Regions from separate parts of the Mus musculus genome. Here regions 1 and 2 are each linked to region 3. The links are chromatin loops, found by intact Hi-C in ENCODE. Cell type or tissue: heart. All regions are shown on one strand. Region 1 holds the start of Gm33533 (a long non-coding RNA gene). Region 2 overlaps 4933424G06Rik (RIKEN cDNA 4933424G06 gene). Region 3 holds the start of Ankrd39 (ankyrin repeat domain 39).

Region 1 (4,000 bases), 200 kb after region 3:
GTTTTGTTTTGTTTTGTTTTGTTTTTCTAGAAAGCCAGGGTCATTTAGAATGTGGGATCCTTGTCTGAGGCGCTGCCCCTGCTGGGTCCTGAGGCTGTCCTAGGTTAATCTAATCTCCTAGGGGTCTGGCTTCTTCCTTCTTGTTGGGTTGACTGAGCCTGCACTTGTTGATAGTGGGGAGAGGCTGAGCCCATGCTGGTACCGTGCCCACTATACCTGTCCATACAGCCGCTCCGTCTACCCTGTTATTCCTTCCTCACTTTCAGGAATTAACCACCAAGCCTGGCAACTGTAGTCCAATCCTCCAGACCCTCCTGGCAGGACAAGAGAACGGACTCCCACAAATTGGCTACACTCGTGCATAGCGAGTGTAGGCGCACTTACATACACACACAGACACACAAAATAAAGAAAATGTAATGTTAAACTTGCTAGTGCTGAATTTTTGCAGCATAGCCCTCAGAGATACTCCTCATGGACCTGGGAGGAAGGTTTGGGCTCCGGTTTTACCCCCTAACCCAAGACAGCCCTTGGGCAGCACTCTCTGCCTGTGTTGCCCAATCTCTTCAGCATTCGTCACTCGGACGCTCCTTCCTCTCAACGTATCTTTTCTCCCAAGTCTTCAAACCCTCCCCTTCCTCTGACCAGATTATAAATGGAATCAGAGACGCCCCACTCCCCAAGTCTACAAATGTCAGCTGGCATTCCAAAGCCAGCCTTGTGATCTCTCAAAGTCCCCAGAGGGTTGTCAGAAGTCAAGGCCATCTCTGGCACCATCTACACAGGATGACAGTCAGGAATCTTTCAAATCACAATCTTGGTCAGTTTTTCATCACTGTGGCAAATATGTGAGAGGAGCAAATTCAAGAGCTTATCTTGGCTCTGGATTTCAGAGGTGCCAGTCTATGGTCAGCTGTCCCCTTGATCTGAGGCTCTGATAAGGCAGAAAGCATGGTGGAGAACAGCCACTGACTACATGCTGGCCGGAAGTAGAGGAAAATGCCTCCCCTCATTGGCTGGCTCCCTCCTTTCCTATTTTTATTCTGTGTGGGTTCTTAGCCTTTTGGAGAGTGCCACCCAAATTCAAGATGAATCTCTGCCTTCTGTCACTGTCTCACATGTCAGCCATGGGAACACTCTCACATACACACACACACACACACACACACACGAGCACTCATTCTAATCTCCTGTGTGTGTCTCCGTTGTATCAAGATCACAGTCAAGATGACCAATCATGCTTACACACACAAGGCAGACTGAATCTGCAGTAGAATTTCTAAAAGCTTGTGGGGCAGGAAGAAGGGGGCAATAGAGAGTTATTTTGGCCACTGCCAGGTGAGTAGCTGTAATTCAAATACTCTGCCCTTTGCTGTCCAGTTTCCGGTGCCGGAGATTTAATCCGGTGTCTCCAGCCTGTTAAACAATTGGGTTACCACTGAACTACACTGTCCGTGATTCTCCAAGCCTTTGAAGTCGGACGTTCCTGCCTCCTCTCCACCTCCTCCTCCTCGCTCTGCCTCCCCACGGACCTCACCTCCTGTCTTCTTACTTCCTGCACCCTATGGTTTGTTCATTCTTCTTCATGAACGTGCTGCTGCTTGTCAGCCCACACCCTCTGAATCTCAGCTTGTCACTGGCGGCAAGGCCTGTCCCTTCCCCCGCTGGACTTTTGAAGCCAGTGGCTGAGGTGCTAGTATGTATACTTCTGCTCTGAGCAAGGCCGCCCACCGGATTGTCCTGGTTGCTAGTCACCTGTCAGGGATGGATTCAGGCCTCCTCTAGCTTCTGCTCTTGTGTCTTCCTACCTAGGTGCCTCCAGGGAGAGTCTGCCGTGCGGACAGCTGCTGAGCTTCCTGCAGAAGAATATCATCTCTGCTACCGTTGCCATGGCAGCAGTCCTCCTGGTGACGGTGCTGGTGGTGTTCACACTGGTCACATATAAAAGGCGGAGACAGACAAAGTGAGTGGCTCTTGGCATCTGTCTGCTAAGAATTCGAGAAGTTGGGTGGTGGAGAGATGGCTCAGGTTCCGTTCTGCACAGGTGGGTCATAACCACTTTCCGTTCCAGTTTTAGGAGAATCCAGTGCCCTCTTCTGGCCTCCCAGGGCACTGCATGCATTCGGTACATGCTGGCGAAACACCCATACATGCAAGTTAATGTAAGTGGGTTTTGCCAGGCAGTGGTGGCGCACGCCTTTAATCCCAGCACTTGGGAGGCAGATTCAGGTGGGTTTCAGAGTTTGAGGACAGCCTGGTCTACAGAGTGAGTTTCAGGACAGCCAGGGCTACACAGAGAAACCCTGTCTCAAACTCCCCACCCCCCCAAAAGTGGGTTTTGTTGTTGTTTTTAAGCAAACAAATGACTCAAGGAGTTTGAAGCACAGTTGCTTTTTACAGATCACAGATGTTGGGAAGACAGGAATGTCTTCCTGTTATGTCTTGGCATCTCCTAGCATGGTCAATAAAAGTTCCCAGGTGATGGGTTTCAGCCACTATCTGACAATTCTGAGGCACTCTGAAACTCTGGAGTCCCTGACTTACTTCTCAAGGCCACACAGATTAGCCAGGTTTCCTCATACCAAGAGGAAACTGGAGGGGAGATGGCAGAGCTTCTGGTTAGAAGACTGGAAACTAATCTATTCCCCTCCCCCTCCCCCTGAAACAGAGTTTCTCTGTGTAGCTCTGGCCGTCCCAGAACTCACTTTGTAGACCAGGCTGGCCTTCAACTCAGAGATCTACCTGCTTCTGCCTCTGGGATGCTGGGTCTAAAGGTGTGCGACATCACACCTGGCTACAGACTCTAGATGCAAAAAAGGCAAAGCACGGCTATGAGAAGGTGCAGAGTGGGGGGGGGTGGATGTGGGGAGAGAGCGAGGCTGAATCCAGTCAGTGTATGCTGGTTTGCCTGTGCTGACTAGACTTCCTCTAGTAGACTGTCTCTGTCTTCCTAGACACTCTCACGATCCTGTCAACAATGGGTTAATGCCTGGCACAGCAGGAACCTCAAGGGGGCAAAGACAGGGTTTAGGCACAGACAGGGACCTTAGGCAGACAGCAGAAGCAAATAACTTGAAAGAACAGCATATGCGCCCCTCTGCATCCTCTGAGACACACATTCCTGATGGCAGCCAGCTACAGGCCACCTCCTGTGGTGACACTCATCTTGTCACCCTTTGTTTTGGGTCTGAGGCTGTGGTAGTTAACTTTCTCCTTGAGAGCTTATCACTCCCTTCTCTAAGTGCCAAGGCCTCTGGCACGTAGTCCACCCAAGCAGACTAGCCAACAGCTACCTCACGTCCAGCTTACTCTTCTGAGACAGGGTTGGGGAACCTGGATTTGAGGGGTCTGAAATTAAGCTTGGCTCACCTTACAGACCTGACCAGGGCCCATCCTTGGATCAGTTATTTTCTCTTGGAAAAAAACTGGTTAGGATGAGCGGGGGTGGGGTTGGGGGTGGGTGTGTGTGTTGGGGTGGGGGGGGGTGGGGAGAAAAGCAAGCAATGGAGGCGTTTCCTAGAGGCACCTTGTGACCCTGGGTCAGAGGGCCTGTCATTCAGGACAGACCTTCCCTGAGGTAATAGAATTCAGATCCATCAGAAACCGCAGTGGCCCTCCTGTGTGTTTAGTGAGCCGTGTGGTGGTTTGTTTTCTTCATGTTAGGTATCCTCCAGCGAACATGACATACAATATTTTTATAATGAATGGGAAGTCTTTGTGGCAAAATTCCCAAGATAAGGACCTCAAAAAATTCATGGGAAAGCCGAAGCACCTGAAGTACAATTCCTTCGTCTGAGCCGGTGGAGGGGCCAGCAAACGGCCACCCAGCCACTGCCAGAGAGTTCTTTTGCGCTACCCGGATAGAAGTCCAAGGTAGGCAAGAAACTCTTCTAAAGCTGGTCTCTGGAAATGTGGGCTTCACATCAGTGCGGGTGGGTGGAAGCAGTGGCGGGTGGCGCCCCCTAGCGATAAGTCTCGTGTACGCCTCTCGTGTGGGCAT
Region 2 (4,000 bases), 190 kb after region 3:
CTAAAATGAGTATTTCTAATATCCTTGACTTTGTTTCCTATCAATATCATGCCAACGATATGTTAAATACAATTGGGCATCTCATCGGTAGAAAACTAGACATACCTTGAGCGAGGCCTGGAGACAATGGCCTAAGGAGTGGGCGAGGGCCAGAACGTCTACTTTTCCCTTGTTACCTGTGTCTGCAAAGCCGCCATGTCCAAGAAAAGATAACAAATCTGAAACATGAAGCTTTTCACTAAACAGTTTTTAGATACAATCAGCCTATTTTTCCCTGGAGTGGCTACCAGTTGTCTCAGTGCCATTTATTAGAAAGTCCATCGTAATGACAGTGGTCTGATATGTTTCCTTTATCATGGAGTAACACCCCCCCACACACACTCTGGGGTTCTATCTGAGCTTCCTATTCATCTCCTTGTGTAACATCATCACACAGTTTTAATAGGGGGCTTAATATTTTAATATTTTGCTTAAACATCTAGTAGAACCCTTTATAGTTTCTGGGTTTTTTCCCCCCAGTGGTTTTCTGGCCATTTTGTATAATACTTTTTCCATATAAACTTTAACACCATTCTAATTTTATTAAAAGCTTGTTTGTATTTTTCTCCATCATTTTGGAAAAACCGGTGTTGAATTATCCCAGGCTAGAAATGAAGATACCATGGACAAATTATCAAGCATGTCTTTGCCTTCTTCAGTGTGTTCCCTATTTTTATCTAGCTATAGGAATATATATATGTCTGTCTGTCTATCTATCTATCATCTACCTATGTCTGTGTGTATGTATATCTATATGTATGTATATATATGTTTCTATGTGTATATATATCTTTATGTGTGTATAAGAATGTTTATTTGCTAAATTATACTTTTATGTATTGTTATTGCAAGTGAAGATTTCCCTATTATTCTATATGCTACTAAATTAAAATTTTGGTAGGGGGCTGGTGAGATGGCTCAGTGGGTAAGAGCACCCGACTGCTCTTCCGAAGGTCTGGAGTTCAAATCCCAGCAACCACATGGTGGCTCACAACCATCTGTAACAAGATCTGACGCGCCCTCTTCTGGAGTGTCTTAAGACAGCTACAGTGTACTTACATATAATAAATAAATAAATAAATAAATAAATAAATAAATCTTAAAAAAAATTTTTGGTAGGAAGAAAACTGGTTTATGCATGGTCATTTCCTATTCTTAGAACATCTGTGCTGGTTGGTTTTGTCATCCTGACACAAACTTGAGTGTGACCTGGGAAGAGGGAACTTCAACTGAGGGATTGCCTCCATCAGATTGGCTCATGGGCATGTCTGGTGGTGGTGGGGGGGACATTTTCTTTTTTCTAACCAATGCAGGAGGGTCCAGAGGGCTGTGGTCCTGGGTTGTGCAAAAAGGCGAGTGAGTAAGCAGCATGCCGGCATGCTGCTGTGGTCTCTGCCTCAGTCCTGCCTCCAGGTTCCTGCCTCGGTTTCCTGGGATGATGGACTGTAAGCTGTGAGCCGTGTGAACCCTTTTGTTCTCCAGTTGCTCTCACCCATGATGTTTATCACAGCATTGGAGAAGCAAACTAAGACTGGACCTTACTCGATTCTTGTATATTAATATGAATATGTGTGTGTGTATGGTATGGCATCTGCAGATATAATTTTACTTTACAAATTACAGAGTCTCTCACCCATACTCGTTAATTACGTTGTTACTATCTCTAAGACAATCTTTATGAGCAGTGGAAATACAGTTATACTCTGTCTAGTACCTCTCTCAGCAGGAAATGCTTGTACTGTTTTCTGAGTAAGTTAGAAGTTATGGGACTAATATAAGAAAGATTATCTATCTATCTATCTATCTATCTATCTATCTATCTATCTATCTATCTATCATCTATCCCCCTCTCTACCCAAACACATACAGAAGTATGTACATATATCTACATATTGAGAATGAATTCTTCAATTTCTATTTGCTGTGGTAGGCTTGTTTTTCAAGATCTATGTATTTTTATGGGTATGTTGAGTATCTGCATGTATGTCATCTCACTGATCCTGATAGTCGTCATTTATGTAGTCTATGCTTCAATGACAATAAGGCAGATGATAGCACTGTTTAGTACAGGTTAGACACTGCCCCATGGAGGCATTAGGGCATATGAAGTGCTGATCTGAATGTTATTTACTAAATGGATCTGGGGGTGACCGGCACAATAGTAATCGCTATTGTGCCAACAGAGTGAGCACTCACCGGCTGTCAGCTCTTGGAGTTTTCTTCTGTATTTATTCATTTTATCTCCACAGCGATCTGGGGTGGCAGCGTTGTAACTGATGTGGCAACATTGTTACTGTGTGTGGCCACACTGTTACTCCGTGTGAGTTTCCTATCTAGGGGATGGTTAAATAACCTGGTGCAAGTCTAATGTCCAGCAGGGGGCAGTGCTGACCCACAAATAGAGAATGACAGGGATAGCAGTTAAGTCTAGTTGGTGTTTTGTTTTGCAGACATCAGCCAGAGCAACATAATCCAGGTGTTATCTTTAGACACTTACCCCAGTGTCCCTGGGTGGGAAGCTCTGTCTCCAGTCAACCTGCCTTTGGCTGAATGACTGATGGTGTCAGAATATTTGTCATTGAGCAGCAGCAAAGACAGTGTTTTTTCCCTTCTAAAGCATTTAGAGTATGAGATAGTTTTTAAATATGGGTGCTTGTTTCTTGCCCTCTATTGTTTCTCTAGCAGGAGCCAGGTGCTCTGTTGGGCTCAGCTCCCCGATACAAATTTGATATCTCATCTTAAACCTTAAGGAAGTTCCTAACCTGCCTTCTTGATAGGTTTTTCTGGAATATTTGCCCAGGAGTATAGAAGACCTCACTTTAGTGTCACTTTAATAAGCATATTGATATTTTCCTCCCTTATAGAGCCTTGTTTATAGAGCACATGGCCACAATCTTAAGTACACACTGGCCTTCTTTTCCTTCCTCTTTCTTCCTAGAACCCAAGGTATGTAGTTGGCTACCTACATTAGGTTTGAAGCCAATTAATACCAAACTGATTTTCACAATATAAACTGATTATTTGTGCTGGTGAGATAGCGGCACTGGTAAAAATGCTTGCTGCACAATAGAAGAATCTGAGGTCTCGGATCCCCAGTACCCATGTGAGAAGCTGGGTACTGTGGCCCGCACCTCCATTCCGGTGCTAGGGCAGCAGAGATGGTCTATTGGCTAGTCCCTATAGTCAGTTTATGAATTCCTGTGAGAAACCCTGTCTCAAAAAATAATGTGGAGATCTGGAGAGATGGTGTAGCAATTAAAAGTGCTTATCACTCTTGCAGAGAACCTGAGTTTGATTCTGAGCACATACGGCAGAAATATGTTTATATTGTGAGTATAGCTGTTTTGTCTGTGTGTGTCTGTGCACTGTGGGAGCACCTGGGGCCCGAGGAGGCCAGAAAAGGGGTATTGGATTTCTTCTGGGGCTGGAGTTACAGATGGTTGTTGGGTGCCATGCGGGTACTGGGAACTGAATCCAGCTCCTCTGGAAGAGCAGCCAGTGCCCTTAGCCGCTGAGCCCCACACCTTTAAAGGTTGTTTTAATGTTAAATTAACTTGTATTTTATGTACATGGGTGTTTTGCCTGCATGCAAGCCTGTGCATCATATGCATGTCCGGTGCCCATGGAAGCCAGAAGAGGGTGCAAGATAGCCTGGAAGTGGAGATAGAAATGGTTGTGAGCTGACATGTAGGTGCTGGGAACCAAACTCAGGTCCTCTGCAAGAATATCAAGTGCTCTTAACTGTTGAGCCATTTTTTCTGGTTTAAAAAAAATTAAATCATGTTATGTTATGTTATGTTATATTATTTGTGTGTGTGTGTGTGTGTGTGAGAGAGAGAGAGAGAGAGGGAGAGAGAGAGAGAGAGAGAGAGCCCAGTGTACCTGGGAGGTCTCAGGAGCCTGTTCTTTCTTTATATCCTGTGGATGCTGGACCTTGAACTTAGGTTGTCAGGCTTGGCGG
Region 3 (4,000 bases):
TGGAGCCCAGACACACAGAGAAGTGGGGAAGCTGGGACTGGTGGACTCTGAAGGAAATCTACAGTATCCCAAAAGCTTAGCATGGTTATTAGAAACAGTTGAACAGATAATCAAGGTCATTGTATCAAAGAGGCAGAGTAGTTACAGACAGCCGAACAGGAGGCGGGGTTATTATAGACAGACGAACAAGGAGGTGAGGTTATGGAAATACAGCCGAAGAGGGAGGTGGGGTTGTATACAGATGAACAAGGAGGTGGGGTTATTACAAACAGATGAACAAGGAGGCAGCTGTAGCTAATCTCAGTAGGAGCGGTCTCTGCAGGGGAGCAGCCTTCAGGTAAAAAACACTCAGGGGGAGAAATGGTGGGCATTTTCTACACATATTGTCAACATCTGCACATGGACCAGAGGAAGGATTTACTGCCCCTCTGAGCCTGGACCCACCCCTGGTGTTGGTGTGTGTGTGGTGTGTGAGTGTGTGTGCAGGTGCCATTTCCCTATAGGTCTGAGGCTCTGGTCCTTAGCATGTCCTGCTCATGTCGGTAACACACATTCACTCAGGGTTTCTTCTGCTCCCACAAATGGGAAAGATACTGGTTGAAGAGATGAGAATTATACAGAAATAAAGATAACCATGATGTGAGCATGGTAGCACACGCCTGTAATGCCAGAGGCCTGTAAAGACAGAGGCCGGCAGATCTCTGTGTTCAGGGACAGCTTGGTCTACAGAATGAGTGCCAGGACAGCCAGAGCTACACAGTGAGACCCTGTCTCAAAAAATCAAAACAAGGGGGCTGGAGAGATGGCTCAATGGTTAAGAGCACTGACTGCTCTTCCTAAGGTCCTGAGTTCAAATCCCGCAACCTCATGGTGGCTCCCAAACATCCATAATGAGATCTGATGCCCTCTTCTGATGCGTCTGAAGACAGCTACAGTGTACTTAGATATAATAAATAAATTTTTTAAAAAAATCTAAAAAAAAAAAAAAAATCAAAACAACAACAACCAGAGCTGGAGAGCCGGAGAGGAGCTGGTTCAGGAACTGTTGCTCTGATGAAACTCATTCTTCAGAAGACCTGGGTTTGATTCCTAGCACCCATAAGGTGGCTCACAACCATCTGTAACTCCAGCTTCAGGGGATCCAATCTCCTGTCCAGGCATATGCATAGTGCATACATACAGGCAAAACAGTCATATACGTTAAACATGTGTGTGCATATATAATTTGTATATATAAATAATTATATTTTTGTTTATTTTTTTACTTGTGATATATATACACACACATACACATATATATCTGTAATCAAAGAGATGGCTGTATAATTTGTATATATATAATTATATATACTGTATATTTTTTACTTGTGATATATATATATATGTATATGTATATATATATGTAATCAAAGATGTAATCAAAGAGATGGCTCAGTAGTCAAGAGTAGTTAGTTGCTAGGGCCAGGCAGTAATGGTGCACACCTTCATCCCAGCACCAGGGAAGCAGAAACAGATGGCACTTTGTGAGTTCGAGGCCAGCTTGATCTACAAAATGAGTTCCAGGACAGCCAGAGTTATATAGTGAGACCCTGTGGTTGTGGGGTGGGGAGAGATGGACCAACAAAACAAAACATAGCACACATACATACACAAAGAAAGTCACCAAAACAGATTTAATTCAAAACTAAAAAAATAAATAAATAAACCCCATGCTTTACAGAAAAAAAAAATTCACATAATAGGTATCTTTATCACATGTGAAAAATAAATAAAAGAATAAGCTGATAAAATTGCAGCAGGTGATAACAAACAATTTCTGAGACAAAGTGTCTAACATGCTCTGCCTTGAACTGGCCTTGAACTGTGACCTTCCCGTCTCAGCCTTTGAGTCAGTCCAAACTGCTACAAAGAGAGCAAAGCATTAAGGTAACAGGGTAACCAGAGTGGAAATGCCAGGGCTTTGAATACCACAAGGTTTCTTCCTCCACACAGGAAGGGCTGACATTTTGAGGCAGATCATGTCTGTTGTGGGGAGCCAACCTGTGCGGGTCAGATTAGCTGTGACACACAAAAATATCTCTAGACCTAAACTGGGCATAATTGTCCCCAGGTTGAGGACTCTCTAAGGAAGGGGGGTCCCTGAAGAAGTGCCATAGAACTGAATGCTGGCGGGAAAGCCTCAGTCAGCCTGAAGCGGACTAACAAACAAAACAGACCATGTCATCGGACAGAGGGCTTGCATATTTTAGAAACATAAGGGTGATGGCTGCAAGGGTGAGAACCATAAAGAGGTACAGAAACACAACAGTCAGTCTGGCTTGGGGAACTAAACGCAATAGGAGGCGCTGGAGAGGCGGCTCAGTTAAGAGTTCTGTCTGCACCAGGCCGGTGGTGGCGCACGCCTTTAATCCCAGCACTCAGGAGGCAGAGGCAGGCGGATTTTTGAGTTCGAGGCCAGCCTGGTCTACAAAGTGAGTTCCAGGACAGCCAGGGCTATACAGAGAAGCCCTGTCTCAAAAAAAAAAAAAAAAAAGAGAGAGAGAGAGAGAGAGAGAGCGCTCTGGCTGCTCTGCAAAGGACCAGGGTTGTTTCTCAGCTGGTCACATCTGTAACTGCCAATTCCAGGGAATCTGAAGCCCTATTCTGGCCTCCAGGAGCTAAATGCACATAAATAGTCTTTAAATTAAAAAAAGCGTAAATGTAATCATCTCATTTGTTATTTTCTAAAGGTACAGCGGAGAAAACACTTCAAGAGGAGGAAGCGGGGAGTCCTATTATGTCCCTAGTCCAAAAGATGGGGGTAGCAGAGGTGTAGAGAAACGCCGCCCGCTAGGAAGCCATTCCTATGGTAACCATCAAGTGTTCCGTATCATCAGCCCTACACTGATGACAACCTTGCTACAACTGCACAAACTACCTGTTCCTGGGGATAACATGGTAACCGGCACAGAAGAACAGGGACCACTGCTAATAGCAAAATCTCTGTATGATTTTGGACAAAACAGTCACACCCCTGCGCTCCACAGTAAATCTTTCGAGATCACTGTCATTGCTAAAACTTGTACACTCACACCCGAGAGCAGCAAGGGCCAGCTGCCCTGACCTCCCCGGTGGATACGAACCACCAACTGCAGATTCTTTCCCTAGCTCCTCTGTCACCTGACCAGGCTGTCTCCTAGCTGGGTTGGTCTCCAGACCCAGTTCAGAAACCAATGCCTCAATTTACCCGTCCGCACTCGAGACGGAGTAGTCGAGGGGCTTCCTGCCACGCTTTGAAGCCAGCCTTCCTGCACCAGGCCCGGAAGCTCCAAACACGGTTCGAGGCCTCCTTCAGTCCACGTTCCCGGAGATGGGGCTGGAGATTGCCCGCCGCCGGCAACGCGGCCGCCTCACCCCTCTCACCCCTGTCGAAGTCCATCTCCTCCAGCGTCTGCTGTACCCCGGGCACCGCACTAGGGTGAGAGCAGCAGGAGCCATCCGCGCAAAGGTGCGGCGCCGCCATCCCGGCGGCCGGGACTGCAGCCAAGCGCTCCTACGAAATGCCCACCCCTCCGTCCCAGGTTGACCACTCGACGTCCGTAGTTGACCTTCGAGTCCCGCCTCCTCGCCCCAGGCCAACCAATCCTGCATTTAGACCTTAGCTTAGCAACCAATGAAAGTGGTGAGGTGTGGCTGGATAGACTGAGCCTTGCTGCTTTGCTACCACGGGAGGGCGCCCAAGGCTAACTAAGCACAAGGAAGAGCAAAGGCTCGGGAATCCGTTGAGCTCCCCGGGAGGAGGCAGGACAGTTCGTGCAGCCTCGCCTTGTAGGGTGAGGGGACCAGGCAGCTTGGCCTGTCTGGTAGTGTTTATGTCGCATTCGCCAGAACCGAGGCCTCGCAGGTTCCCCAGGGCACAAGGACTCTAGACGCGGCCCATAGTCCCTCTCTCATCTCCCAAGCATCACTTGAGCTGTAGGCCATCCATGGTCAGATCAGTGACCCGCCAGAAAGCTACTAA

Evidence for each region. A loop is a pair of places that touch in the nucleus more often than their neighbours do. Peaks named below come from ENCODE experiments on the same cell type or tissue, not always from the same donor. Only the 100,000 strongest peaks of a DNase experiment are listed, where the experiment ranks them.
Region 1: a loop joins it to region 3, with 5 times the contacts of the local background. A loop is called at or near these places in 7 of 42 quality-filtered maps.
Region 2: a loop joins it to region 3, with 2.8 times the contacts of the local background. A loop is called at or near these places in 7 of 42 quality-filtered maps.

Annotation. Positions count from the first base shown.
Region 1 is chr1:36,742,699-36,746,698 of GRCm38, forward strand. It overlaps 4933424G06Rik (RIKEN cDNA 4933424G06 gene), which reads left to right. Exons shown (of 9, transcript NM_001374322.1): 7 at 1,813-1,963; 8 at 3,664-3,873. The coding sequence ends at 3,796. Gm33533 (a long non-coding RNA gene) reads right to left here and starts at 2,094. Exons shown (of 7, transcript XR_865346.3): 1 at 1,756-2,094. In heart, CTCF peaks have their summits at 2,101 (motif pointing left) and 3,957 (motif pointing left); no DNase peak of the experiment used is centred here; H3K4me3 peaks cover 467 bases; H3K27me3 peaks cover 750 bases.
Region 2 is chr1:36,735,092-36,739,091 of GRCm38, forward strand. All of the region lies in intron 5 of 4933424G06Rik (RIKEN cDNA 4933424G06 gene), which reads left to right. Gm33533 (a long non-coding RNA gene) reads right to left here. Exons shown (of 7, transcript XR_865346.3): 2 at 3,922-4,000; 3 at 106-182. Among named protein-coding and RNA genes, the nearest start is that of Gm33533, 7.7 kb to the right of the region's middle. In heart, a CTCF peak has its summit at 2,414 (motif pointing right); a DNase peak (open chromatin) is centred at 2,410.
Region 3 is chr1:36,543,684-36,547,683 of GRCm38, forward strand. It overlaps Ankrd39 (ankyrin repeat domain 39), which reads right to left and starts at 3,569. Exons shown (of 4, transcript NM_026241.4): 1 at 3,403-3,569. The coding sequence starts at 3,502. In heart, a CTCF peak has its summit at 2,333; a DNase peak (open chromatin) is centred at 3,638; H3K4me3 peaks cover 1,475 bases; H3K27ac peaks cover 1,110 bases.